Linked DNA regions of Mus musculus: region 2 is linked to region 1. Evidence: chromatin loops called from intact Hi-C (ENCODE). Cell type or tissue: gastrocnemius. All regions are shown on one strand. Each heading gives the region's core, and the rest is flanking DNA. Links, peaks and the distances in the headings are about the cores only. Region 1 holds the start of Olfr1371 (olfactory receptor 1371). Region 2 has its middle 11 kb from the start of Gm51894.

Region 1 (14,932 bases), core at 2,010-10,009:
CTCATTGGTTTTTTTTTTTTTCTCTCTCTCTCCCCCCTCCCCCATCCCCGGAGCTGAGGACCAAACCCTGGGCCTTGTGCCTGCTAAGCAAGCACTCTACCACTGAGCTAAATCCCCAACCCCTTCTTTTCTTTTCTAAAAGATGTATTTATTTACTATGTATACAACATTCAGGCACAGCCTGCATATATGCCCGCCCTATAGAAGAGGACATGGGACCCCATTACAGATGGTTGTGAGCCACCTTGTGGCTGCTGAGAATTGAACTCAGGACCTCTGGACGAGCAGTCAGTGTTCTCAACCTCTGATCCATCTCTTTCAGCCCAGTTATTTTTTGTTTGTTTGTTTGTTTGTTTGTTTTTTCATTTATAAGCCTGTCTGAGAGATGTTTGCTGTCATAAGCTCAAATAATTCTGAGCTCCATCCCTGATCTGATCAGTATTAGGGTGTGTTCAATAACCCATCCCTGTCTGACTAGATTGATGTTCATATAAGTGTGGAGCAACTTTCAGAGCCCAACACTCTGTAAAAAACAACTTAAAGGAGAAAAGATTTATCTTGGCTCACAGTAGGTCCAGTGATAGAAGAGAGAGGCAGCTGGCCATATTGACTCACAGTAGGTCCAATCCACAGTGCATCCACAGTTATGAGGTGAAGAAGAACAATGCACACTTATATTCAGTTAGCATTCTACAGTTTTCTTTCTTTTTTGGTTTTTTTTTTTTTTTTTTTTTTGTTTTTCGAGACAGGGTTTCTCTGTGTAGCTCTGGCTGTCCTGGAACTCACTTTTTTTTGTAGACCAGGCCTCGAACTCAGAAATCCACCTGCCTCTGCCTCCTGCATGCTGGGATTAAAGGCGTGCGCTCCCACGCCCGGCTCAGTTTTCTTTTTTTTAAAAATTTATAAGCCATGCCATGATAGTGCACACCTTTAATACCAGCACTCAGGAAGTAGAGACAGGTGGATCTTTAAGAGTTTGAGGCCAATCTGGTCTACAGAATGAGTTCCAAGACAGTCCAGGTTAGCCAGTGATACACAGAGAACCTAGAAAAAAACAAACATTTATTTGAGAGAGAGAGAGAGAGAGAGAGAGAGAGAGAGAGAGAGAGAGAGAGGAGAGCCAGAGAGGTGTCAGATTCCTTCAAACTGGAGTTATAGGCAGTTGTAAGCTACCAGATGTAGGTGCTTCGACCCAAATTCAAGTCATCTGCAAGAGCAGTAAGCACCCTTAACCACTGAGCCATCTCTCCATCCCCAGCCTTCTTCTCTTTAATAGTCTAAGTCTTAAGGCCAGAATAAATGGTGTAGCCTTCCATTAGAGTGGTCTTCTCATCTCCATTAACCCAATCTGAATAATCCCTAGCAGGTGTCTAGAGCAGGACTTCTCCACCTTCCTAAAGCTGTGACCCTTTAATACAGTTCCCTCACATTGGGTTGATCCCCAGCCATAAAATTATTTTCGTTGCTGCTTCGTAACTGTAATTTTGCTACTGTTATGAATCATAATGTACATATCTGTTTCCCCATGGTCTTAGGTGACCCCTGTGAAAGGGTCGTTCCAGACCCTCAAGAGGTCGAGACCCACAGGTTAAGAACCACTCACTGGTCTAGAGGTTTGCCTCCTAGGTGACTCTAGATCTTGTCAAGTCGACGTTACCCATCACACTCTGGTTTCAACTGTTGCCGGAGCAGTAGTAAAATAAGAGAGCAGCGCTTCCATTTTGATCTATACAAGTCCGAGGAGTTTCAAGTTCATATAGTTACAGGTGTGCTGACTATGCGGAGGGGGAGGGGGGAGTCAGGACTTTCAATGGGATTCCAGTACGGTCGAGAATGCGGAAGTGTTACAGTTCTTAGAAGAGAAGCAAACAGGTTTGGGCAGGTAGCCAAGGTCCCAGGTCTCTCTTTAACTACCTCGGCAGCGACACCAACCGCAGTAGGCGTGGCAGCGGCAAGAGCCTGCCCAGCCAGGCAGGTCCAAGGTCCAACAATGAAATGCTTCGGAAGAGAGAACACTAGCCACTCTCAGATGACCCTCGATCCTTGGGGAGATAAGTTGTGAGCGTTATTCCAATGTAGACAGGGACTGTATGAACTTTAAGCAGTGGGGTGGGATTTAGGGGGTAGGTGTTTCCTATTGGTTGAGTTTGAGATGTTGCTGATGCTCTATATTTGCATGGGGAAGAACTCCAGGTGCTACATCCCGTGACTGATAGCGCAGGATCCTCTCAGCGGGGTGTTGTGGTTACGTGTTCCAGAGCAGGTACAGAGACAGGCAGGAAGTATAGCGACAGCTCTCAGATTTCTGATTCCTGGGGTCTGAGCTCACTCAACCTTAGCAGTCTTTATGCCTGTCTGGCCCACTTGCCTTACACAGATGCACAGAAATCTTGCAAACCTGCCGCCACTCACCTGCTTTAAATGTCTCATGTAAGATGGGAAAGGTGCTGTCACTCTCCCCATCTACAAGGCAGACCCTGATAACAGTTATGAGAGATGTCATCTGTTTTTGGCAAAATTATTTCTGTCACTGGAATGGCTAAACTTAAAACAGTGACAGTATCAAGTGTTGACAAGGACGTGGACCAACTGACACTCTCTTCCACAACACTGTTGGTGGAAGTACACGTTGGTGAACCCCGCTAATTGGAAATATCTACAAAAGATAAAAACCTCCATGAACCCAGTGGCTCAGCAACTCCAGTACTGAATTTATGTCCAACTGAAATAAGTGCTTAACGGGCAATGGTAGCACATGCCTTTAATCCTAGCACTTGGGAGGCAGAGGCAGGCGAATTTCTGAGTTCGAGGCCATCCTGGTCTACAGAGTGAGTTCCAGGACAGCCAGGGGTACACAGAAAAACCCTGTCTCGAAAAACCAAAATGAAAAAAAAAAAAAAAAAAAAGAAAGAAAAGAAACCAAATAAGTGCTTATGTGTTCCACAGGTTATGTTTCAATATTCATAACAGCTGTATTAGGGGCCAAGTACATAGGATGAGGACACTTTTGGACAACAATTTCTCTCAAGAACTAATTTATTCCACAAGAACAGTGTTAACCTCCAAGTAGGTACTTAAAGAGATAGAAATCACCTAACGGTTCTGCCTCCTCATCACCATTTGAGACCAAACTTCTAGGATGGGAATCCTTGGTGGTTATGCTCAGACCCCCGGCTAAGCCATGACAGCAGCTTTATTTGCCAATCAAATGTTAGAAATAGGGCAGGGTGGGAGAGATGACTCAGAGGTTGAGAGTACTGACTATTCTTCCAGAGGTCCTGAGTTCAATTTCTCAAGCAACCACATGGTAGCTCACAACAGTCTGTAATGGGATCTGGCGCCCTCTTCTGTAGTGCAGGCATATATGCAGGCAGAACACCGCATACATAATAAATAAATAGATAGATAGGTATTATTAAAAAGTTAGAGCCGGACGGTGGTGGCGCACATCTTTAATCCCAGCACTTGGGAGGCAGAGGCAGGCAGATTTCTGAGTTCAAGACCAGCCTGGTCTACAGAAGTGAGTTCCAGGACAGCCAGAACTATATAGAGAAACCCTGTCTCTTAGAAATAACACCACCATCTGCTGTACAAATAACCTGCAGAATATTCACACCATAGACTTTCAAACTGAAAGAGAAAACCAACAGAACATAGATGAACCTCAATGTTGAATGAAAGCCACTAGGTGTAAAATGACTTACTCTGTGAATCCATTTCAACAAACACCACAAAGGAAGCCAAAGGAAGCCAATCAGCTGCTGAGCAGCTGATGGGTGTTGAGGGAGGTCTCTGGGGCATCAGAATCTTTCTATCTATCCAGGTGCTGGTTTGATCTTGAACGCTGTGCTGCTTCAGAAGGACCACGGCAGGCCAAACAGTTCCATGGGAGGTATATTGGGAGAGAGAGGGGCGGCAGAAAGAGAAGGGGGAGAGAGAGAGAGAGAGAGAGAGAGAGAGAGAGAGAGAGGAGAGAGAGAGAGAGAGAGAGAGAGAGAGAGAGAGAGAGAGAGAGAGAGAGGAGAGAGAGAGAGAGGAGAGAGAGAAATCAGGGGGGCCTTTCTTTCTTTTTTTTTCTTTTTGTTTTTTTTTTTTTGTTGTTGTTGTTGTTGTTGTTTTGTTTTGTTTTTTTGAGACAGGGTTTCTCTGTATAGCCCTGGCTGTCCTGGAACTCACTCTGTAGACCAGGCTGGTCTCTAACTCAGAAATCCCCCTGCCTCTGCCTCCCGGGTGCTGGAATTAAAGGCATTTTCCACACACCCGGCAGGGGGCCCTTTCTTTATATATGGATGATGATGTAATCACAGGGAAAGATGGGAGGTGAGAGCCAGGCGTGGTGGCGCATGCCTTTTAATCCCAGCATTTGGGAGGCAGAGGCAGGCGAATTTCTGAGTTCGAGGCCAGCCTGGTCTATAGAGTGAGTTCCAGGACAGCCAGGGCTACACAGAGAAACCCTGTCTGGGGAGAAAAAAAAAAGGTGGGAGATGAGCCAAGTGGATTCTAGGAATATGGTGGTTGTTGCCTTGGCAACAGGTCTGCAGGGAGGGGGGAGGGGGAAGGGGGAGGGGAAGGGAGAGGGAGAGGGAGAGGGAGAAATTTTTTTTTTTAAGACAAAGTTTCTTGGGACTGGAGAGATGACTCAGTGGTTAAGAGCACCAAAGGTCCTGAGTTCAAATCCCAGCAACCATATGGTGGCTCAGTGGTTAAGAGCACCAAAGGTCCTAAGTTCAAATCTCAGCAACCACATAATGGCTTACAACCATCCATAACAAGATCTGATGCCCTCTTCTGGAGTGTCTTCTGGAGTGTCTACCGTGTACTTACATGTAATACATAAATCTTAAAAAAAAAAGTTTCTCTCTGTAGCTCTAGCTGTTCTGGAACTCACTCTGTAGACCAGACTGGCCTCAACTCACAAAGATCCAGCTGTCTCTGCCTGGAAAGTGCTGGGATTAGAGGTGTGTACCACCACTGCCCGGCAGAGAGAGAAAATTTTTAAAAAATAAATGTTAAAAATGTTAATATATGATTTGTTTTATATCTATGTGTATGTACCTAAATGTATGCATGTGCACCATATTCATGCAAATGCTCTCCGAGGCCAGAAGGGGTGCTGGGTCCCCTGGAACCAGAGCTATGGGTGTTTGTGGCCATGGTTGTGAACTCCTGATATAGGTGCTGGAAGCAGAACCCAGATCCTCCAGAAGTGCTCTGAATAGTGTCTGTCACCTTGGAGCTTCTGTGGCTGCCCAGTCACCCTGTGCCAAAGCTGGAGGAGCATAGAGAGGGAAGTTTCTGGAAGGAGGGCTTAGTGCCCAGAGTCTAGCCTTGGCCCTTGACCTTGGACAAAGCTCCAGAAAGGTCCATCCTTGCCTCTACTTGGGCCATCTTCTGTAGAGCCTTCTGATGGGTGACATTCCTCACCTCAGGATGCTTCATCAGAAGCTCAAGGCAAGAGTGGTGTCCACATCTAAGTGACAGAGGAGAAAGTTGGTGGACACACATCTATAGCCATACCACCAGAGGCCCAGGTTGTGGGCCTCCCTACAAGTTAGGAGCTGATAAATGGTATTGTGTAAACTAGTGTGCCAGGCAGGAGCTCAATTCTGTAACACTGGGCAAGATGGCAAAGCTGTAGCTGGCCACATTAACTGTGCCAGATTACACATCAGAAAAGTGAGGAGACAGACTTTGAACCTGGCTATGGCTATCTCACCACAGGAAGCCAAAGCTCATCAGAAGAGAATGCCCTTTACTTTACTCTACTCCACCCCAGAATGGAGAACCTACTGGAACAGATGGGTACCCCCAAGGGCTCACAGAAGGCAGAGACAGGGCATTGTAATTGAACAGCTTTATCCTAGCTAATGCCCCCAAACCATCACCACTCAGTAGTCTGCCCAGCAGATGGTGCCAGAGGGCCACTTGTCTGTCACAGAGCACACCAAGCCCTCCTCCCCCACCCCCACCTTCCATCTCCTTTGCTTCTCCTATCTAGAATTCAATGGGGTCCTGTTCAGAAGCCTGTTCTGACCCGGTCTGACCAGCAGAGGCCTCGAACCAGTACAGCTTGGTCCAATCCTCCAGCGAGCACGGGGCCAGTGCTCCTCTGTGAAATGAGTTCACATTGGGTTGGGCAGCAGGGGTTGGAGGGCTTTCTTAGGAGGCTTGAGCTAGGTGATAAGGAGGAAGATGGCTTTAGAAGTCTCCTTGCCCGACCTCTGTGGAGGCGGAGAGAGGGGCATCAAGCATCGCTGCGTGAAAGGCAAACACAATCCCAGGAACTTGAGCATGAGAGAAGGATCTGGTTTTCTTTTTATTCATTATTTACTTTTTGAGCTGGGGTGAGGCTCAGCTTGTGGTAGAAGTCGTTAGGCAAATGTAGGGATCGATTCTTGCTTTCCATGCCATGGATTCAGGGCACCAAACTCACGTCATTGTCATCTGGCTTGGCAGCAAGCTCCTTTAACGACTGAGCCCTCTCATTGGCCCCAGGAACTCATTTTGAGATGCTGGTCAAGGGAGGCACATCAAGTGGGCAGTTGGGTTACGTAGCTCAGAAGCTCACAGTAGAAGTTGGTCTGAGGCTACGTGGTGGGGTTCTCTGGCCATCTCTTCACAGGTTCACAGAGAAGAGTCTGTGGTAGCAGCACGCCGGCTCAGAGGTTACGAGTACAGGCTGTTAGCCAGGCGATGGTGGTGCAGACTTTTTAATCCCAGCCCAGAGGCAGAGGCAGGTGGATCTCTGTGAGCTGGAGGCCAGCCTGGTCTACAGAGCTAGTTCCACGACAGCCAGGGCTACACAGAGAAAACTCTGTCAAAAAAAGAAAGAAAGAAAGGAAGGAAGGAAGGAAGGAAGGAAGGAAGGAAGGAAGGAAGGAAGGAAGAAAGGAAGGAAGGAAGGAAGGAAGGAAGGAAGGAAGGCAGGCAGGCAGGCAGGCAGGCAGGAAGAAAGGAAGGAAGGAAGGAAGGAAGGAAGGAAGGAAGGAAGGAAGAAAGGAAGGAAGGAAGGAAGGAAGGAAGGAAGAAAGGAAGGAAGGAAGGAAGGAAGGAAGGAAGGAAGAAAGAAAGAAAGAAAGAAAGAAAGAAAGAAAGAAAGAAAGAAAGAAAGAAAGAAAGAAAGAAGAAAAAAGGAAGGGGAAAAGGAAAATAAAACATCAACCTTTAGAGAACATTTTTTTTTTTACACTATTCTATTTTCATGTTTTATGAACAATCCCTTTATGGGTCTTGGTTTTTCCTCTCATTTCTTAGTAAATACGTTTTTCAAATTTTTTACTGTTTAAAATAAATGTGTTTATGATTGGTCCTCTACCTTTACATTACTATATTCTTCTAAAAGGACAATATATGTATCTTAAATATGGGACTAGAGAGACAGCTCAATGGTTAAAGAGTGCTTGCTGCTCTTCCAAAGGCCCAGAGTTCAGTTCTCAGCTCACAGTCAGCTTTAACTCCAGAGTGGGATCCAGTACTCTCTTCTGGTCTCTGTGGACATCCATGTGCACAAAGACACACAGACACAAACATAAATAAGCATAAAGAAATAATAAAATAATATAAGTATTTTAGTAGTATCTTGCACTATCAACTTTTTCATTTTGTATTGTCATTCAAAATACTCATAGAATATATTTTAATTAATGTATTTATTTATTTATTTACTTACTTTACATCTCATAAGGGAAATTGGTCTGAAATTCTCTTTCTTTGTTGGATCTTTGTGTGGTTTAGGTATCAGAATAATTGTGGCTTCATAGAATGAGCTGGGTAGAGTACCTAGTGTTTCTATTTTGTGAAATAGTTTGAGGAGAATTGAAATTAGGTCTTATTTGAAGGTCTGACAGAACTCTGCACTAAATCCATCTGGTCCTGAGCTTTTTTTTTTTTTGGTTGGGAGACGATTAATGACCGCTTCTATTTCTTCAGGGGAAATGGGACTGTTTAGATCATTAATCTGATCCTGATTTAACTTTGCTACCTGGTATCTGTCTAGAAAATTGTCCATTTTCATTTCATCCAGGTTTTCCAGTTATGTTGAGTATAGGCTTTTGTAGTAGAATCTGATTATGTTTTGGATTTCCTCAGGTTCTGTTGTTATGTCTCCTTTTTCATTTCTGATTTTGTTAATTAGGGTACTGTCCCTGTGCCCTCTAGTTAGTCTGGCTAATAGTTTATCTATCTTGTTGATTTTCTCAAAGAACCAGCTCCTGGTTTGGTTGATTCTTTGTATAGTTCTTTTTGTTTCCACTTGGTTGATTTCAGTCCTGAGTTTGATTATTTCCTGCTGTCTACTCTCTTGGGTGAATTTTCTTCCTTTTGTTCTAGAGCTTTTAGGTGTGCTGTCAAGCTGCTAGTGTACGCCTCTCTAGTTTCTTTATGGCGTCATTCAGAGCTATGAGTTTTCCTCTTAGGAATGCTTTCATTGTGCCCCATATATGTCTGGGTATGTTGTGGCTTCATTTGCATTAAACTCTAAAAACTCTTAGATCTCTTTTTTTTTTATTTCTTCCTTGACCAAGTTATCATTGAGTAGAGTGTTGTTCAGCTTCCACGTGAATGTTGGCTTTCTATTATTTATGTTGTGTTATTGAAGATCAGCTTTAGTCTGTGGTGATCTGATAGGATACATGGGATAATTTCAATATTTTTGTATCGGTTGAGGCCTGTTTTGTGGCCAATTACTTACTTTACATCTCAACCACAGTTTCCCCTCCCTTTTCTCTCTCCCAGTCCTTACTCCACTTCACTGACCCCACCTACCCACTCCTCCTCCCACTCTCTTCAGAAAAGAAGAGCCCCCCTCCATGGATACCAACTGTCCTTGGCATATCAAGATGCAGTAATACTAGGTGCAACTTCCCTTGATGCTAGAAGAAGCATCCCAGTAGGGAGAAAGGGTCCCAGATGAGGGCAACAGAGTCAGAGGCAGCTCCTGCTCCTGCTGTTAGGATTCCCACATCAAGACCAAGATGCACAACCATTACAGTCTGCAGAGGGCATAGGGAGTCCCATACAGGCTCCTGGCTGGTCGTTTGGTCTCTGTGGGCCTCTATGGGCCAGGACAGTTGATTCTGTAGGTTTTCTTGTTGTGCTGCATAGGATTCATTATTTGTATGGCTCTTTTTTGTTAGCTCAATTGAAGCAAAGAACACACTTACCTATGCTTGCTCCTTTTATACTGCTCTTCCTTCCTTATTTAGTTCCAAGGTGGTCCCTTACACCACATCACATCACCCCTTTCAAAGAACATCTGTACCATTTCTTCCAAGGCAAGTTTCCTAGAAACAAATTACCTACAATTTTATCTGTAATAGCAAGTATTTATTTCTTCTTTTCTCCAAATGCTTACTGTTCTTAGAATAGCTTAATAGAATAAATGATTTGGAGCCGTTTAACTCATAGCAACAGTGTACAGAGGCTTCCTACACAGTCTCTGACCAACGTGTGTACAGCCTCTACAACAAGACCACCCAGAGCCTGTAGGTTACACTGGGCTTCACTGTCTGTTTCACATGTGTTTGTAAGCACAGGTTTAAGAAAATCTTTGTCGGGGGCTGGTGAAATGGCTCAGTGGGTAAGAGCACCCAACTGCTCTTTCAAAGGTCCAAAGTTCAAATCCCAGCAACCACATGGTGGCTCACAACCATCTGTAACATGATCTGACGCCCTCTTCTGGAGTGTCTGAAGACAGCTACAGTGTACTTACATATAATAAATAAATAAATCTAAAAAAAAAAGAAAAAAAAACAATGGCCTGTATTAAAAAAAAAAAATCTTTGTCAAAAATCAAGTCCATCATTTTTGCCACTCAGTTTGGGGTGTTATAAATAAGACTATAGAACCCACTTTCAGTTGCTATTTGTACATGAGGTGGGCGATGGTCTATTTTGATATTTCTGCACATGTACATCCAGTTTTTCCAAGACAGGTAAATAAAAGGTGACGGATTTAAGCAGGATGGAGTAAAATCAACTGTTTGAAAATTCAACCATCTAAACCTTCCCAATTCATGACCTTCCTAGTGCTGTGACCCTTTATTACAGTTCCTTGTGCTATGGTGACCCCCAACCATAAAATTATTTTGCTGCTACTTCATAGCTGCAATTTTGCTTCTGATATGTAATCCCCAAAGGGGTCACAACCCACAGTGTGAGAGCCACCGGGGTAAAAGAGCATACCAGACGCTCAATGCAATTTTAAAACTGACAGAAATAAAGGAATTCAGCTAAAATTTAAGTACAAATACAACATAAAAATAAATTATGTTCCTAAAGAAAACCATGAGGAAAGGAAAGGATTCCACTGACAATAGTAATAAAATAAATACAACACGTAAGAAGAAACTTAACTAAGGAAATCAAAGAGCCCTACATTGAACACCTAAAATCTTGTAATTTGTTTAGCTTTTAGCATGACAATCTCTAAAGAAAAGGAATTTTTAATGTTTGCCATATTTCCTTAGCTTATCCAAATGCTCTTGTAGTTCAGGATTCTTTGTTAAAAAATAAATTATTGGGTAGGAAAGGTGGTTCAGCAGTTTTCATCGCTCTTGCAAAGGACCCACATAAAGGTCCCAGCACCCACATGGCAGCTCACAGCCATGAGCAGCTCCAGTTCTAGAGGATCTGACACCTTCTTCTGGCCTCTGTGGGCACCAGGAATGTTCCATGGACACACATATAGGCAAACACTCACATGCATACATTGTTTTTTTTAAAAAAAAGCTAAAGTATTTGTCACAGTTTATAGAAGATTAAATGTCTCACTCAAGAAAATGCATTTAAGATCCACGTGTCATGAAAAAGCGACATGAGTTCATCACTTCTTGTGACATTAAAGAAGGCATTAGTATGCATTCTCACGCTGTTTCCTATTTCCAAGGAGGTTGGATCCCAAATGGAAAAAAAAATTCAAAGGCACTCTTGTGACAAAATATAAAAAGAAAAAATGTTTAGCTGCAAGAGCAACAAACTATTGAGATTCATCAAAAAGAATATACATTGTTGCGGCCGCCAGCAGCTGGCAACATGAATGGTTCGACTGAGAAGGCCACTCGAGCTGTAAGAGAGGAATCTAGACGGGGCGAAAGAAGAAACGGAGCTAAGACAAATTCATTCTGATCAAAGCTCAAATTTTATTGTTGCGACACTAGTTATAAAGGAAGGGGGAGGGGACCCGACTCCCGCCGAATAATCTCTGGTCCAGTAGAAAGGTGCACGTGTGTGGCTCCGCAGGTTCTAGCAGTGGGCGTGGCAGAACGAATGAGCAAGAAGCTCCACCCCTGAGCAAGCAGGTTTCAGGCTGGGGGAGGGGAGACTACAATACATGTTTCTTCCCAGAAGAAATTCATATGGTACTTAGTTTTTTGGGACAGATGGAAGCAAGTCAAGGTTCCAAGAATTGGTTTATTTACCACATTTATCAATCAAGAGATGGAAAGTAAAAACCCAGAGGCTGCAAACTCAGACAGATTACTTCTTTGATCCAAAGTCCTGAAAGAGATTGTCTCAGAGACTAGAAAAGGAAGTCAAAACAACACAGAACTCTAACACTTACAACCCTCTCTCTCTCTCTCTCTCTCTCACACACACACACACACACACACACACACACACACTAGATTATTGATAAAGGTTCTACATTACTGCTTTTGGATCCTGATGTCCATGCCACAAGGATCACAGTACATCACCTCTCCTTTCAGATGATGAAGGATCATATCCAGAGAACTGACCAGAGACCCGAGCCTGGAAAAAGTCATAGAACAAACAAGCAACAAGAATTAGTTGAATCTGAGGTCACACCACTGTCAACTTAGTTACATCCAGGCTAAAGAAGACTAGATAGGTAGATAGATAGATAGATAGATAGATAGATAGATAGATAGACAGACAGAGATGGTAGATAGAGAGTAGATAGGTAGATAGGAGATAGATAGATGATAGATAGATGGATGATAGATAGACAGATAGATAGATAGATAGATGATAGATAGATAGATAGATAGATAGATGATAGATGATAGGTAAATAGATAGATGATAGATAGATAGATAGATGATAGATAAATAGATAGATGATAGATAAATAGATAGATGATAGATAGATAGATAGATAGATAGATAGATAGATAGAAAGATAAATATAAAAACAACTGAAGAAAAATGAAGGTCATTAATTTGAAAGAGAACAAGAGATTTTTTTGGACTGGAGGGTTCAGAGAGGAAATGGAAGAATCAACAGGATTGAGTAGAGTAGCAACTCAAAATGTGAGATTTTGGTGCATTTAAGAATAATAATTACAGCATGTGGGTGCTGGGAACTTTATGTGGGTCCTCTGCAATTTATTTATGTGGGTCCTCTGCTATTTATTCCATAAATAGCATTGAGTTGTCTTCTGTTTGCACAGGTGGAAGACTATGGAAAATTTGAACACCAGTTCAGAAGAGGGCTTCATTTTGGTGGTCTTCTCAGACTGGCCTCACCTAGAACCCATCCTTTTTGCTTTCATTTCTATTTTCTACTCTCTGACTCTCTTTGGCAACACCGTGATCATCATTCTGTCTCAACTGGACCTCTGCCTGCACACACCCATGTACTACTTTCTCTGCCACCTCTCCTTCCTGGACCTCTGCTACACTGCCAGCACTGTGCCCCAGCTTCTGGTCAACCTCTCTGGACTTGACAGGACCATCAGCTTTGGAAGGTGTGTGGCCCAGCTCTGCATAGTGCTCTCACTGGGAGGAACTGAGTGTGTGCTTTTGGTGGCAATGGCTATAGATCGCTATGCTGCTGTGTGTCGCCCACTCCACTACACAACCATTATGCACCCTGTTCTCTGCAGAGCATTGGTTGTATTCTCCTGGGTAGGGGGCCTTGTGAACTCTCTGATCCAGACAAGCCTTGTGATGGCCATGCCTCTGTGTGGACACCAACTGAATCACTTCTTCTGTGAGCTACCTGTTCTCCTGAAGATGGCCTGTGAGGACACAGGAGGCACAGAGGTCAATTTGTTTGTGGCCCGGGTCATAATCTTAGTGTGTCCTTTACTGCTAATTCTAGGCTCCTATGCTCACATTGCCAGGGCAGTGCTGAACATCAGGTCAATGGCTGGTCGCAGAAAGGCTTTTGGGACGTGTGCATCTCATCTCATTGTGGTTGCCATGTTTTATGGCTCAGGTATCTCCACATACCTCCAACCTGTCCACAGGTATTCTGAGAAGGAGGGGAAATTTCTTGCCCTTTTTTATACTATCATCACCCCCATGCTCAACCCTCTGATCTATACGCTGAGGAACAAGGATGTGAAAGGAGCGCTGTGGAAGGTGCTAGGCAGGAGCACAGACTCAGCATAGAAGGGGGAAAGGGAGCAATAAAGTGTTGCATAATAACACTCATATTCTGAAACACATACTGTCCTTTAAAACCAAGGGCTTTTTAATCACCCTTCCTCAAACCTTATAGTTCCATCTCCTGTCTTGACTGGAAGGTGAGAGTGATGAACTCATGACAATTATCCTAGCATCGTGTTTAAAGGCATTGTGCAGCGTGTTGATTCCTATCTTAACTTTGCAAAGGAAGGAGTTTGAGAGTAAGATACAGTGATCCTTCTAGAGAGAATGCACATGGATTCTAGGCACAGCTGATAGTGAAAGAAGATCAAATTCAGAATAGCAGCATTTTCACAAATTGTCATTCAGGGTGTCATGCCATGCACATGGTGATGTGCCAGACTGTCATAAGTATTCTCATATGCTCTCTAAGTAAGTATGACCCTGGCCATATCCACTCATATCTCATGACCCGTTTCTACTGTCTTTTATGGTGGCTATTCCTCTAAAATATATGTGTCAATTAAGGAAAGCATGAGCAGTGGTACTCCATGAAGTATGTCAAGGTTCAGATGGGATATCGTTTTAATTACTTAGAAAAAAGGCAGAAGCATCAGGATGGTGTAGAATGAAAAGAGAGAGGCAATAGCATCTCTTCAGCTACACCATGAACTGCTGTCGGGCTACATAGTGATACAGAAGGCATTTTCTCCTCAATCCTCCATGTTTAATCATTTTTCTTCACAGTAGAGATAAGTGTCAATCAGATGTCCACTGGTGGTTGAATAGACAAAGAAAATGTGGTTCCTATATGCAATAAAATGCTGACATTTCAGAGAATGAAGTCCTTTTATAGTCAGCGATGTGGTTAGAATTGGATGCTATAGTAAGTGAAATATGCAAGACAGAGAAAGTCAAACAACAGGGCTTCTTATTCATACAGTGACACAACACTGATGTCATAGAAGTAGTGGATTGGGCACTGGTCACTGGAGGCCTGGGGATAAGAGTGACATGGGACAGGAACTAGTTCACTAATAGGTACCAAAATTCACTTATATGGGAGAAGACATTCTCATCTTCTATGTCCCAGAAATAAGACTACGTTTCAAAATCCATTGTATATTTCAAAATTATGAAATAGAAGAGTCTCAACACAGAAATAACAAAAAATTTAAGTCCATAGAAATCCAAATTACTCTGATTTGATGATTTCATGTAGCATGGATGTACATCATCATATATACATTTCAAATAAAAGTAAAACTAGTGACGTATATATACAAAAATTACTTACCATGTGAAAAGAAAGAGGATAGAAAAAAGTCAAACAAAAACAATACACCTAAAGAGATGATATAAGAAGAAAAATTATAACAAAATAGTAGCATGGGAGGGAAGAGAGAAAAAAAGAGGAAGAGAGAAAAAGCAGGAAATTATATATATATATGTGTGTGTGTGTGTGTATGTGTGTATGTACACATGTGTATACATGCATATGTGGATATATATGTGTACATATAGACATACATGCATACACACATGTGCATATACATGTGTACATACATGTGTATATGTATACATGTATATGTGCATATA
Region 2 (14,932 bases), core at 3,699-11,698, 130 kb before region 1:
GCATAGATGATTGTGTACCATGTGCATGCATTGTCCATGGAGGCCAGAAGAGGGCGCGAGATCCCCTGAAACGAGTTAAGGATCATTGTGTGCCTCCCCGTGAGTGCTGGGAACTGAACCATAGTCCTCTATAAGAGCAGCAAATGCTTTTAACTTCTGAGCCATCTTGTCTACCATCTGCTTTCAGAAACTTTAAAAAATTATTATATAATTATAATTAGTTATATTAGTGGCAGTGTGTGTGTGCATGAGGGAAGCTACAAGATTTTATGTTTAAAACCAGCCTAGAGCTGCAGAGCAAGGCCCTGTCTCAGAAAACCAAAGCAAGCAGGGCAGTGGTGGCATACTCCTTTAATCCCAGCACTCAGGAGGCAGAAGCAGGCAGAACTCTGAGTTCCAGGCCAGCCGGGTCTACAGAGTAAGTTCCAGGGCTACACACAGAAACTTTGTCTTTCAAAACCAACAAAACAAAACAAAACCAAAGGGAAAAAAAAATCTGTCTTCACATCTAACTTAAACTTACAATCCACCATTGTATGAGTGACTGTTCTTACTGAAACACAGTGTCTGACGAAAGCAACTCAAGGAAGGACAGGGTTATTTTGGCTTGGGAGTTGAGAAGGCAGGCCATCATAACAGGAAAGACATGACAAGAGCCACATGATGCAGTGGGTCACAGGGCATTCGCAGTCAGCAAGAAGGGAGAGATGAATGTTGGTGGCTCAGCCCACTTTCTCCTTTTTATGTAGGCTAAGCCCCTGAGCAGATGCCACCCAGCATTAGGACGGGGCTTCCCTCCTTAATCAACCCACTCTAGAAACTCCCTCACCGGCATGCCCAGGTTTACAAATTGTAAACTCCATCAAATAGACAGGACAGCAGCCATCCCTGTCCCGGGACTGTTAGCCATGGACGCTTCAGCAGGTACAGCTCTGGAAATTATGTAACATGTGTAGCTGAAACTTTGTATCATCAGATGCCTCCCTGTGCCTTTTCCTCTGCCCCTGGAACCCCATTGCTCTCCCTGCCTCTATGGATGTGGGCCAGCCTGTGCTACAGAGTGAGACCCTGTCTCAAATCCGGGACAGGAGGCTGAAGGTACCAGTTAAGTACCTTTTCTGCTCTTCTAGAAGACCCTCGTCAGCATCCCACCACCCGTGACCCATGTCCCTGTATCTCGAGCTTCAGTCTTCAGATTCAGCAGGCACTACACTCATGGGCATAGACACACAGACACACACTTGTATTTTAGAATCTCTTCTTAGCTGGGCGTGGTGGTGCACGCCTATATTCCCAGCACTCGGGAGGCAGAGGCAGGAGGATCTCTGTGAGTTTGAGGCCAGCCTGGACTACATAGTGAGTTCCAGGACAGCCAGGGCTACATTCAAAAAATAAAAATAAGTTTAAAAAAATCTTAATAAAGACAGAGGCTCTTTCTCCATTTGCTGCACTGGAATGATTAGGGTTTGGAGTAAGTGCGGTCGTTTCTGCTATTGGGTGGCAAACTTATCTGCCTGCCCTGGCAGCTGTGAGGCTCTCCAATTTGGGCTGGAGTGTGGAAAGTGAAATTGTCAGAGGCTGCCTTCCTACCGGAGACCTTAAGTGGGAAAGAAGCCAGAGTTTCTCTGCTCAGCACGCATATGTGTGTGTGTGTGTGTGTGTGTGTGTGTGTGTGTGTGTGTGTGTGTGTATTTGAGAGAGAGAGAGATCGATCAATCGATCATTGGCTAAGATACCATACTACTGCAAGAGATAGCATTGTCTCCTCAGGCTACACAAGTGAACAGATGCATGGGGTTTGCCCTAGGGGCAAAGCTGTACCTGCCTCTGTCCTTTGACTTAACAACCCAACTCCTTAAGACTTGAACAAGTGCTGGGCATGGTGGTGCACTCCCAACACTTGGGAGGCAGAGGCAGGCAGATTTCTGAGTTCGAGGCCAGCCTGGTCTACAAAGTGAGTTCCAGGACAGCCAGGGCTACACAGAGAAACCCTGTCTTGAAAAACAAAAACAAAACAAAACAAAAAACAAACAAGCAAACAAACAAAAACAAAGAAGACTTGAACAAGCATTACTTGATTCTTGTTTTTTGGGGGAATTTTGTTGTTTTTAGACATAGTCTCACTATGTAGCCCTAGCTGTTATAGAATTCACAGTGTAGACCAGGCTGGCCTTGAACTCAAAGAGACCCATCTATATCTGCTTCCTGGGTGCTAGGACTAAAGGTTGTTTTTGGGTTTTTGTTGTTGTTGTTGTTGTTGTTGTTTTGTTTTGTTTTGTTTTTTGTTTTGACACTGCATCTCTGCATCTCACGTAGCCCGGGCTTCCCTCAAACTCACTATTAGGTAGCCAAGGATGAGTTTGAACTTCTGATCTTCCTACCTCTATCTCCCAGGGCTGTGGGCTTCCTGCATGCTAGACACTAAGCACTCTGCCAACGGAACCACATCCTCCACCAGGTGGTCACTTCCTCTACTCCTATTCAAAGGTAGGTTCTTCCTTCCACATTGTTTTGAACTTGGCTTTTTGCTTCCATCATAGAGCTCAATACCTAATGGCAACTTTGCTAACTTCCTTTCTGGAATCAATGCTGCCCTGGGGTCAGGCCTGGCCTTGGCTTGTCCACCCTGTCCCTTTCCAGGACGCTGTCCCCCAGCTGGTGTTCAACATGCCATCAGGGTATGACAGGTGACTACAGCATGCAAGCAGGCAGCCAGTCCCCTGGGCTTCCTTCTACAGTCTGTGCAGCTGAGGACCATGTCCTGGGGGGTTTCAGTCCTGAAGAATGGCCTCTGCAGCCTAATGCAGGCCAGAAGTTGAATTTATCTACATTCAAGTAAAGTTCTTAACCTTGTCTACAAGGAGGTCTGGCCTTTGCCCTTAGCTTCCACAAAGTGCTGTTCTAGGAGCGGATCTTCATTTAGAGAGTTGGCCTTACAGTGTAAATCAACGAGATTGCCATGGTTACCAGCTTTGAGCCAAGCTTACGAAGCTGGGCCTTAGACTATCTGAAGGACTGGTGTTGACCTCACAGGCAGCAAGTATGGAACCCCAATATGCGCTTTAGGTAGCACCTGAGGCAGCGGATGGTGCTCCGTGTGAGTTGGCACATTTGGAGAGCAGTGAGCACCAGCTGGGACTCCATCTGCAGGAGACGGCAGACAGTTCCCTGGGACGCCTCCTGGTCTTGCCCACTTGACCCTTTCCTGAGTTGCTTTTACCTGTGACTGGGAGTGACAGAGATCCCAGTGAGTTCTTAAATGTGAGGGTGGCCTCAGGGATCCCTAGGTTTGTAATTGGTGTCAGGAGAGAGGGTATGGATGTGACCTGTTGCCTATCTTGACAGTAGTGTCTGTACTGCCTCTGATACGGCTTGCTACTGCTACACCTCCGTGGAAATTACACACACACACACACACACATACACACAATGTTACCTGCAAAGTCTGGATCCGCTCAGGCATCTCCAACTATGGGATCCTTTTTGCCCTTCCTACAATGCCCTTTGTCCCTCTCGGGGAGAGGACTTTCTTGACAGTGACAGTTAGAAAGATAATAAATCAACAAGCTGGTTGGATTCTGAGTACCCTGGAGGAGGGAGGCAGGAAACTGACCTTAAGGGCTTGCTCTGACATGCCATAACTTCTTCAGCTTCTTCCCCCAAACCCATCAGACCCCTCCATATCCCAGGTTCAGGGTACACAGCCCTTCTTACCAAAGACACCAGCCTCTGATGCCTTTCCAGGATCAAAAGTTTCAGGTTCAAGTCTAAACTTAGCAGCTCTGCCACCTAGGGGTCACCAAACAAGTTCTGTCGGCGACTCTTACATAAGCAGCTCCTCCCTCAGTCCTCCCCACCCCGCCCGGCTCCGCCCCGCCCCGCCCCGCCCCCCAGCTCCTCCCTGTAGGTTTCTTGTCACTATGCCGAAGCTGCATCTGTCAAGGGTACCTCCCTTTTCCCCCATACACAGAGCCCCAAACACAAACTTTATACTTCTATCTGTCAGTCTATCGGACAGACATGTGGACAGACAGATGACAGACAGACAGACAGACAGATAGACAGACAGACAGACAGAGACAGAGCAAGAGAATCCCAGGGCAAATGATCCTGCCCAGGAGGAGACTGGACCCCTACCCAGCCTGCAGAAGGAAACGTAGACGGTTGCTTGTTTTCAAAGCCTTCTGTGAAAATAAACCCACAAAGCCCCTAAGAGACACAATGTCCCCATGGTGGTTTGAATGAGAAAGGCCCCCATAGGCCCCAGTGTTTGAATGCTTGGTCCCCAGTTAGTGAACTTGTTTGGGAAGGATTAGAGGAATTGTGCCACTGGGTTTAAGGTTTCAAAAACTCAGGCCTGGCCCAGTCTCTAAATGACAATAGGTACTAACCAATCAGCTATGGACACAGATGAACCAGGAAATTCTCTCTCTCTTCCCCGCCCCCTTCTCCCTCCCTCCCTCCCTCCCTCCCTGCCAGCTGCCCTAAGCATCAGGATATAAAGCTCTCAGTTACTGCTCCAGCACCACGCTTGTCTGCTTTCTACCATGATCATGAACTAACCATCTAAAACTGTAAGCAATCCACAAATCAAATGTTTTCTTGTATAAGAGTTGTCTTTGTCCCAGTGTCTCTTCACAGCAATAGGAAAATAACTAAGGCAGTATCCTAGAGGAAAAGTCAGTTGAAGAAATCCCAATTTGAAGCCAGGTATGGTGACTCATGCCTGTAATCCCAGCTCTGAGGACTGAGGCAAGATTACAAAGAAATTTAAATCAGCCTGGGTGACATAAGGAGGTCCAGGCTAACTTGGGCAACAGAATGAGATGCGGTCATAAAAACAAACAAACAAACCTAGCACATTCCTATAATCTCAGCACTTGGGAGGTACAAACTGGAGAATCAGGAGCTCAAGGTGAGTCCCAGGCTAGCCTGAGCACCCTGTCTCACAAAACAGTCCCAATTTTGTGTTTTGTTGTTAATGGTTTTTTTGTTGTTGTTTTGCTCTTGTTTTTTTTTAATTATTATTTAATTTTATTTTATTTTTGAGATAGGACCTCAGTACATAGCCCTGGCTAGTTTAGAACTCCCAGAATGGCTTTGAACTCACAGAGATCTATCTGCCTCTGCCTCTGGGATGCTGGGGTTGAAGGAGATTGCCACTGTGGCCAACTTGGCCAAGAGAAGTGAAGAGAAGTAGATTCTCAAAGGATTCATACCTGGGAGGCCTGGGAGGAGGGCTGGGTAGCTGCAGGTGGACCGTGGCCCTGTTTGAGGGTCTCCACTTCTACCATGAGTGTTGCCGTTACTCACAAACCCCCCCTCCACACACACACCCAAAGCCCCTCAAGGTCCCTGAGAACAGCCGGCCCAGAGGAGAGTGCGCCCTTAGCAAGAGAAAAGGAAAGAAAGTCAGAGTGTGGCTGCTTTCAGCTCTACATTCTGCGGTGTCCTCTAGTGGTTTAGCCTTTTGAGGCCCGAGTTGCGTGGCTCAGTTGGCCTCTAATTTGTGGCAATACTTCTGCCTATGGAGTGTCGGGACTACAAGCGTGCATCGCCACACTCGGCCTGTGTGAAAAGACATTTCAGAACCCTTTCTCCTTTCCTATCTTGGGAATAAGGATCCCTCTGTATCCAGGGTGGCTTTGAACTAGACCTTGCCCTGCCTCAGCATCCTAAGTGCATGCCCCACCATTCTGAGAGCTTCAGGATATTAAAAAAAAAAATTAGGCTGGGTGTGAAGATACATGTATTTAATCCCATCACTTGGGAGGCAGAGGCAGATGGATCTCTGAGTTTGAGCAAAGCCAGCTTGGTCTGCATAGTAGAGAGGTTGTCCCAAACAACCCAACAACAACAACAACAACAAGCCACATTCTTTTATGGGGTTAGAGAAATGGCTCAGCAGTTAAAAACGCTTGTTGCTCTCGCAGAGGACCCAGATTTTGTTCCTAGCATCCACATGGTGACTCACAACCATCTACACCCCAGTTCCAGGAGATCTGGCGCCCTCTTCTGGCCTCTTCAGGGACTAGGTGCACACATGGGGCATTTATGTACATGCAGGCAAGATGTTCAGGCATATAAGATAAAAATAAATTAGTATTTCTAAATATTTAGTGTTGTAGTAAGTATTCAATCTCAACTGGGGGTTCCTACCCTGCCTGTGATCATTCAGTTCCCAGATAAAAGACACACAACCTTTTTTTTTTTTTTTAAGATGTATTTATTTTATTTATATGAGTACACTGTAGCTGTCAGACACAGCAGAAGAGGACATTGGATCCCATTACAGATGGTTGTGAGCCACCATGTGGTTACTGGGAATAGAACTCAGGACCTCTGGAAGAGCAGTCAGTGCTCTTAACCGCTGAGCCATCTCTCCAGCCCCCGACACACAACCTTTATATTTATAATAAGCCCTTAATGCACTACAGCTGGGCAAATATCTACCCTTTAAGCTTTTATATCTACTTCCCTGTCAATAACCCCGAGTTATAACTTGTCATGTTCCATCTGGGCTGCTCTTAACTCCAGTTGGCCAGCCCTCAAGGCCATATTTTCATGACTCATTTATCCCATAGTATCTTCCCTCTCTCCATCTAAGACTCCCTCCTTGTGGTCTCTCCTCAGACTCCAAGCCCGGGAACCCAAACCCCACCTATCTTTCTTCTGTCCAGTTATAGGCTGTAGGCATCTTTATTCACCAATCAGGGATAACTTGGGGAGCAAGATTACATGGTATCTCTTATGTGTGTGCAGATTCTCTTGTCCCTGGGAACCAGTATTTAGTATTACAATACATACCAAAACCAAACCTCAACAATTTAGTGTGTGTGCAGGGGCATATGTGCAGGTGTGTGTGTGTGTGTGTGTGTGTGTGTGTGTGTGCTCACCCTTGTTGGCAGCCATTCCCATTTAAACCACCACAGCCCTGTACCTTCTTCAGGGTCTGGGACCTGCATGGTAGGAGGAAGCACACCTATGCCCGGACATCTCTCAGCTTCTGTCCTGTCCCTCTCCCTCAGATGTCCCTCGCTCACTCAGCTTCCACTGAAAGTCTTGCTCCCCAGCACTAAGAACTGAGCCAGAACAGGATATGGGAGAATCGGGTGCCGCCGCTGCCCTTGCAAAACTAATAATCAAAGGATTAGATAGACTTTGCTCAAAATGCCGTAGAAATAGCATGTAAAGACTGGCCACAGTGTCACATGCCTGTGACCCAGGCACTCTGGAGTACAGGAAGGATGATCAGGAGTTCAAGGTCAGAGAAAGGTTGAAGTCTGGACCACGTGAGATATTTTCTCATAAAAGCAAAGCGAAACAAAACAAAAATGAAGACTGACTGGACCCACATTTAAACCCAGCACTCAGGAGACAGAGGCAGTTGGATCTCTGAGTTTGAGGCTAGCCTGGTCTACATGGCAAGTTCTAGCCCAGTCAGTGTTATGCAATGAGACTATGTTTAAGAAGAAGAAAAAAGGGCTGGAGAGATGGCTCAGAGGTTAAGGTTAAGAGCACCAACTGCTCATCTGAAGATCCTGAGTTCAAATCCTAGCAACCACATGGTGGCTCACAACCATCTGTAATGAGATCTGATGCCCTCTTCTGGTATGTCTGAAGACAGCTACAGTGTACTTGCATATAATAAATAAATACATGAAGAAGAAGAAGAAGAAGAAGAAGAAGAAGAAGAAGAAGAAGAAGAAGAGGAGGAGGAGGAGGAGGAGGAGGAAGAGGAAGAGGAAGAGGAAGAAGAAAATCAAAATTAAAAAGAAGCTGAGAAAGGCCCCTAGCAGCGTCTTCACCCCATTTTCCTCCAAAGAGGAATGCTACAGGAATGTAATCTGTAGCAGTCTCATAGAAGATTCTAGGCGTAGCCAAACACAGCTGAATACAGCCCCATGAACACTGCAGCCAGAGTCATGGAAGACTAAAGTACAGTCCCAGGGAAGCCGGGCTTAAGATGAAGGTGGCAGTGGGTCAAATGAATTAGATGAAGTGGAAATCGTAGACTTCACGGACTGAAGCTGAGTTTCTAGCTGTAACTGGGGAAAGGGCGGAGGAGGCGTGGCCTCTGGGGAAGATGGCGGATCTAGGTGCGACCATTGGCTGCGCCACCCTCCTGATTTCCACAGAGGCCAATCTTGGGGGAGGGGACAGCCTCTGGGACGCCCACCAATCTAGTCAAGGGCAGCTATTGTGGGGCAAATCGCTCTTGGTGTCCTTTTCTTGTCGGAGATACATAATGATACAGGAAAAGGGGCGAATTGAACCTAGACCAGGTTTCTTCTCAACACCACTGATTGATATAAAATTCCCTGTGTTTGCTGACTCCTCTATTTCTGTCCACTCTGCCTGGCCTTTACTTGGGCTCCCTGGCAGAGATAGAGAGGCTCTTACTAGGTAGCAATAGCTTGCCAACCACGCCCACGGATGTACTTCCACCCACTCACCAAGAGGTGGCAGCACCACCCCAGGTTGCTTGCTTGGAAGCCTGTGTGATCTCTTGAAGAAAATTCATTTTCCTGCAGGCATCAGTGCACTTTTTTCCTGATGAGGAAAGTGGGGCCAGTAAGAAAACGATTAGGGTTGCCTTTCATCCCCAATAGCGTGTTCTGATGGCTCTCTGACCCGATCCCAAAGGAGATTCAGTCCTTGCTTCTGGGGAGCATTTTAGCAACCTCTTGAGGTATTTTTGATCTTCACAGGTTGGGTGTAGGAGGCTGTCATAATTAATCTTCATTGTCAACCTGCCTGGGTTTGGAATCACCTAGGAAACACACCCGTGTGTGGCGGTTGCACAGAGGAGGGAAGACCCTGGATGTAGGCGGTACCATCCCATGACTGGGGGCAGGGACGCGGGGGGGGGGGGGGAGGGCAAGACTGAATCAAACAGGAGGAAAGGAAAGAGCAAACCGACCACTGGCACCCCTTCCCATCTCCTACCCGCAGATGCAGTGTGACTAGAATCCACACACTCCTGCCCCCAAGCCTTCCCCACCACAACGGAGTACCCTCAAACCAGAATAAACCTTACCTTCCTGAAGCCAATCAAGGGATAATGCTGGGGGGGGGGGGCATGGGCAGGCCTCTGTGCCGGACCTTGGAGGGACCAGGCATGCCAAAGTCCTTGCCTTCCTTCCAGGAGATCAGGCTTCAGAGAGAGATGATGTCTCTGTGAAGTGAGAAGTATGGTCTTGGGGACAACTGAGAGACTAAGATAGAATGGCACAGACAGAGATCGACTTTAACAGCCATGATGGAGTGTGGGGCCAGAGATATGGGTTCTGGAAGCCAAGCTCTGCTCTCTGCACGTGCAGCAAGCACTCCTAACCACTGAGCTATCTCTCCAGCACCCCGTGCGTTCTATTTTTCCGTTACTAGCAGTTCAGTGGGTGTGCCTGCACTACATCACTATGGATAGGGGATCGATGTGTTGCATGTGATAGACCACATGGAGGCAATGGGAATTCTTCTTTGGATTCCTTGGGACAGGGCTTCTCTATGTAGCTCTGACTGTCCTGGAACTCGCTCTGTAGACCAGGAGCCTCCAGAGATCCACCTGCTTCTGCCTCTCCAGTGCTGGGATTAAAAGTGTGTGCTACCCCCTCACCCAGAGGCAATAGGAATTCCTTATCTCATGGGACCGCCCCCGTGTCTACTCATCTGTGTCCTCACACAGGGAGACAGGAGCGCCTGCTCTGAAGAAGCTCCAGTGACAAGAGAAGACGTCACCTGCTGGCTTTGAAGTTGGAGGAAGAGGCTACATGGCAGGAACCATAACTCCTCAGGCTGAAGAAGACAAACATAAGGATATCCCTGAGAGCCAGGGAGGAAGCCTGCCTGACGACACTTTTGTGCCTACCCAGGGAAGCCATTTTAGGTTTCTGGCTGCCAGCACTGTAAATATTGTTTGGTCTTGTTGAGACAGGGTCTCAGGCTATAGGCGTGGATGGCCTCATACTTAATGTGGCCCGGAGCGGCCTTGGTCATCCTCTTGCTCCTGTCTCGAAAGGGTTGGGATTCTAGGTGTGTACCAACACTCCTGACTCAAAATGGTGTTTCTTTGGACCACCAAATGTGTGCTAATTCAGAGCAGCATAAAGAAACAAATGTAGGGGTGGTGGGGTGGCTTAGTGGGTAGGGATGCTTCCTGTCAAGCTTGACAGCTGGGATCAGCTTACTCCTTGGAATCCAAAGGGTGGGTCCCAAATGTCCTCTGATTTTCATATTCATGTAGACCCAAACCCTCCCACCACCACCAAATATATAAGCAGACAAACAAATAACTAAAACATAAAAATAACAATATTCTAGCTAGCCACTGCTAGTGGTGTACACCTTTAATTCCAGCTCTGGGGAGGCAGAGGCAGAGGAAGGCAGATCTCTGTGAGTGAGGCAAGCTTGATCTACAGAGTGAATTCCAGGACAGCCAGAGATACGTGGTGAGACCACTGCCTCAAAAACAAAAACAAAAACAAAACAAAAAAAACCCACAAGGGCCGGGCATGGTGGCACATTTGTTTTATATCAGAACGCCATGGGGTGAGGGGGCAGCTCTGTGAGTTCAAGGCCAGCCTAGTCCATAGAGTTCCAGGACAGCAAGGGCTGTTACAGAGAAACTCTTTCTCCAAAACAAAATGACAACAAAATCCACAAAAAATAAACAAAAATAAACAAAAAAAAAGAGAAAGAAAAAAAGAAAAGAAAAATAAAGATAAAAAGTACCAGATACTAGGACATTTGTTTTTCAGAAGGATATTTGGGGCCAGCAACTTAACTATGTTATACATAGTAAATTAAATTGTATTCTCTGAAAGATATGCTGGTCTTGAACCGATAAGCTCCAGATTCAGTAGAGACCCTGGCTCAAAGTAAGGCTGACAGGACGGCCCAGTGGGTAAAGTGCTTGCCACAGAAGCCTGAGGGCCTGAGGTCAATCCCCAGAACACACTGTAGGACAGGGCTGATTCCTGACCCTTCACATCTATGCCAGGGCAAATGTGCTCATGCTCACGTGTGACTAACACACACACACACACACACACACACACACACACCACGTTAAATAACAGGACAAGATATTAGCCCAAAAATAAAGACATAAAATAAATTAATAAAGGCTCTGAATGAAAACTGGGAATTAGTGAAACAGCACAGACAATGATGTGAGGGTCTATCATGGGCTCCGTGGGTGATCTGCGCGGTGCTCCATTCCGGTGGTCACTGTCCACTGGTTTGAAGGCCTCTGAGCCCTTAGCAATGAAGGGAGATTCCACACCAGCGAAGTAAAGCTCTGTGGAAGGCGCCTGGGGTGTCTCCCATCCATCGCACTCACCCTTCCTTGCTGGTGTTTAGAGAAACAAAAAACCTACCTATGGTATCATAGCGACTCTCCACCCTGGCTCATGTTGAAATCATCTGGGGGAAGCGCTACCATAGCTGGCCCTTGCCCCAAAGACCATTTTTGCCTTGACTGCATTTGTTGAAGCTCCCTCTGACCAAGTCTATTGAAAGCGCCGTTGCTATTTGAAAAGTTGGCCACCAGGTGGCGCTAGAAGATGACCAAAGAGAAGGGATTTCTTCTTCCTGGTGCCCAAACGGTAAGAGAGAGGGTGAACCTGGGAGTCCTCACTAGCCTCTGGCCACTGAGGTGGGTTGTTTGTTTGTTTAGCTTTTTAAGAATTTTATAACTACTATGGGGGGGGGAGGGGAGGAGAGGGAGAGGGAGGGGAGGAGGAGGGGGCATGGAGAACTCCTGCGGAAGACGGAGGAATTTCTAAAGTCAATTTTCCCCTCCCACCTTTGCATGGTTTGGGGGGATGGAACACGGGTCACCAGGCTTGTGGGACAAGCCCCTTTTCTTGCTGACATCCCGTCATCCTATTTGGCTTTTTATGAGTTAGTGTCTCGTGTATTGCACGCTGACCTCCTGATTTTGAATTCCTGATCCGACTGCCTCTATCTCCCAAGTTTTGGGATTACAGCTGTGCACCATAGACACCTGGTTGGCTCCACTTGTGACTTTTTGCTTTTGTTTTTGTTTTTGTTTTTGTTTTTTGAAACAGTGTTTCTCTGGGTAGTCCTAGCTGTCCTGGGACTCACTCTGTAGACCAGGCTGGCCTCCAACTCACAGAGAAGCACCTGCCTCTGCCTCTACCTCCCAAGTGTTGGGATTACAGGTGTACGCCCCCACTCGCTGTTCACTCGTGGCTTTACCAAGATGTCCACTCAGGGGTGTTTTCAATTCTGCTCCTGTGGAATCAGTGGGGTGGGCGGATGTGCTGCAGAGCCCCCTCCTCCCAAAGCACCTGCCCACACACCTACGACAGCCAGGGGGAAAGCAAATGGTGTCATCACAGCCCTTCCAGTGCCAGGGGAACCCCCAAAAAGGCCCAGGTTGGGCTCTCCATATTATCTTTTGCTCATCAATGAGATGTCTTCTCTGACGGCAGCACCCAGAGTTCACTATGACATCTCCAAAGTGAGAAATGGGTCCTCAGGAGGCTTCTGCCTGCTTTACTTTAACTGGCCAAGGACTCAGCAGGGAGGCCTGGGAGCCTCTCTATATAATGTGCAAAACAAGGCTGTGTATCTTGCCCAAACGAGCTATGTCTCTTTCACAATAAGAATTAAGGACACACACACACACACACACACACACACACACACACACACACACGCCAAAACACTGACTTGAGCTGAGCATGAACCATTGGGCAGACTTATGCCTAACACTAATACTGGGGAGGCTGAGGCAGGAGGATCCCCATGAGTTCAAGGCCACCCTGGGCTACGTGTAAGACCTATGGTAAAACTAACAAATGGCTGGAGATGCAGCTGTTGGTAGAGTGTTTGCCTAACACGCACAAAGCTCTGGGTTCAAACCCCAGTGCTGTTTACCAGGGTGTGGTGGTCCACGCCAGTGTTGCCAGCACTTGGGAGGTGGGAACGGAACGATCAGACTGTATAGTTCATCTTTGGCTACACAGTGAGATTCAGGCTAATCCTGGTTCCTTGAGACCTCGCCTCAAAAAACAAATCCCTCAGGGGCTGGCTGCCATCCGGATTGCCACATGGGCAAGAAGGGAAGAGGTTAAAGCACTTTGGAGGAACAGCCACAGACCCCAAAAGGGCACAGCCATAAAACCTGGGTCCTAGGTACTGTGGGGGCCTCTGCAGAGTATCGGAAAGAAGCAGGAAGCCGGCCTCAGGCCTGACAGTGTGTCCCCAGTGGCCCCAGGTTCCCGCAGCTGGGGTCAGGGCTGAGCCTGGTAGCCTGGAAACTGAATTTCAGAGAAAGACAAGCTTTGCTTGATCACCTGGCAAAGGATCTCTGAGTCTTGCCTAGGACCCCAGCCGGCTGCCTTCCCCATGTGGTCCTATCCTGGAGCCCCATAAGGACCCCCACCCAGGTCAGAGCATCCTGGGGGGGTCATTCCCTGAGGATTAGGGCCCACCCAGGGTGACCTTGCCAAACAGTGCTCTGGAGCTAGGCACCACCCCCCCCCCCAAGGCCACCACACACCCCTCAGCCACCACCCTTGGAGTTCCTGAGGTGACCCATTTCCCTCTCTCTTCTGCAGCTTCAAAACAAACCAAAACACAGACCAACATCCTTTGTTTGTTTGGAGGATCAGAGCCGGGGAGAGCGCTCTGTGGGTTTTCACTTGAAAACAAGGTTGTTTGAGTGGGGAGCAGAAACCCAAGGCAAAGGACAGAGTCTCTTGTGGCCACGTGCTTTCTGGATGAGTCAGGGCAGGGCGGGGGAGGGGGACACTCAGCAGCAAGGCTGTCTGCTCACCGCTTTGAGGGGCCGGAGCCATGGCCACCGCCACTCACGCTGGGTAGCGTTTCTTTGAGGATAACTAGGCCCAGGTAGGGCCAGGCTTCTCATTCAGTGGCTCCAGAATTCCTTACATGGGTGGGAATGGATTAAGTTGATGCAAGCCCCTAGTGCAAATTTATCTCCATCCCTTAGTTCACAGGCCCAGGCTAGATGTCCTGCCCCAAGGGACAGGCTTGGCCCATCTAGCACGGGCTGTCTCCAGGGTGTGCAGTCAGGTCCTGTCCAACTGACCTGTTGGATCTGAGCTTCCTGGTGAAACTGGAATCTCTGAAATGCCTGCCTTCAGGAGAGGGTACGCGGTAGAGCAGAGACTAGCATACCCTTTGGGCGCCTGTGGTCTCCACACAGAGTGTGTGGGTGTAGGAGACAGGCTGATGGGGACTGCCTCTCGGCAGCCTTCACGGGCACCTGTGAGTGGCAGTCTGAAGGGTGGTGGCCGGCAGACAGCCTATAGAGTGATATTCCAAAGCCTGAACCATTGTAGCTCCCGGCTGATTCCTGGTCTCGCCTGATAGTTTTAGATGCACCATCTTATTTGTTCTTCACAGGCAGTTATGCTAGAGTGGATGAGGCCGCCGGGGTTCAGAAAGGCAGAGCAACTACTCAAGGACACACAACAAGCCAGACTAGGAGCAGCTCAGCTTTGGACCACACCAGGGCCAGGAACTAACTCACTCAGAGCAGGATTCAATTGCCTGGTGGGAGGTGACTATAGAATGAGGACTTTCGCTGCCAACAGCTCCTCATTCTCATTCTGATGGCGCACTCATGATGGGGATGGGTAGGCTTTTGTTAAAGGCCACCATTTTTTAGTCCTTAGGAACTGAGCAAAGCAGTGGCTCCCAATCTCATCCAATCCTCCCTGCATCCCCAGAGGGAGGTATCTTCATTAGCCCATTTCAGAGATGATAATGCTGAAGCAGGGGTCTGCAAGATGGCTCAGCGGCTAAAGGCGATTGCTGCCCAGGTCTGGTGACTGAAGTTTGGTCCCCGAGATCATAAAAAGTGGAAGGAGAGAACCAACTCCACAGAGCTGTCCTCTGACCTCCGCACATGTCCCCATAGTAGGCGTGCTTCCTA

Evidence for each region. Peaks named below come from ENCODE experiments on the same cell type or tissue, not always from the same donor. Only the 100,000 strongest peaks of a DNase experiment are listed, where the experiment ranks them.
Region 2: it touches region 1 in a loop (2.8-fold over the local background); 15 of 42 quality-filtered maps call a loop at or near these places.

The regions. Positions count from the first base shown.
Region 1 is chr11:52,211,477-52,226,408 of GRCm38, reverse strand. Olfr1371 (olfactory receptor 1371) reads left to right here and starts at 12,422. Exons shown (of 1, transcript NM_207253.1): 1 at 12,422-13,357. The coding sequence starts at 12,422. The coding sequence ends at 13,357. In gastrocnemius, for the core only: CTCF peaks have their summits at 3,357 (motif pointing left) and 5,898 (motif pointing right); a DNase peak (open chromatin) is centred at 5,911.
Region 2 is chr11:52,339,978-52,354,909 of GRCm38, reverse strand. No RefSeq gene overlaps it. Among named protein-coding and RNA genes, the nearest start is that of Gm51894, 11 kb to the left of the region's middle. In gastrocnemius, for the core only: CTCF peaks have their summits at 3,781 (motif pointing left), 6,017 (motif pointing left), 8,447 (motif pointing right) and 11,534 (motif pointing right); DNase peaks (open chromatin) are centred at 8,120, 8,455 and 11,553; H3K4me3 peaks cover 652 bases; H3K27ac peaks cover 1,396 bases.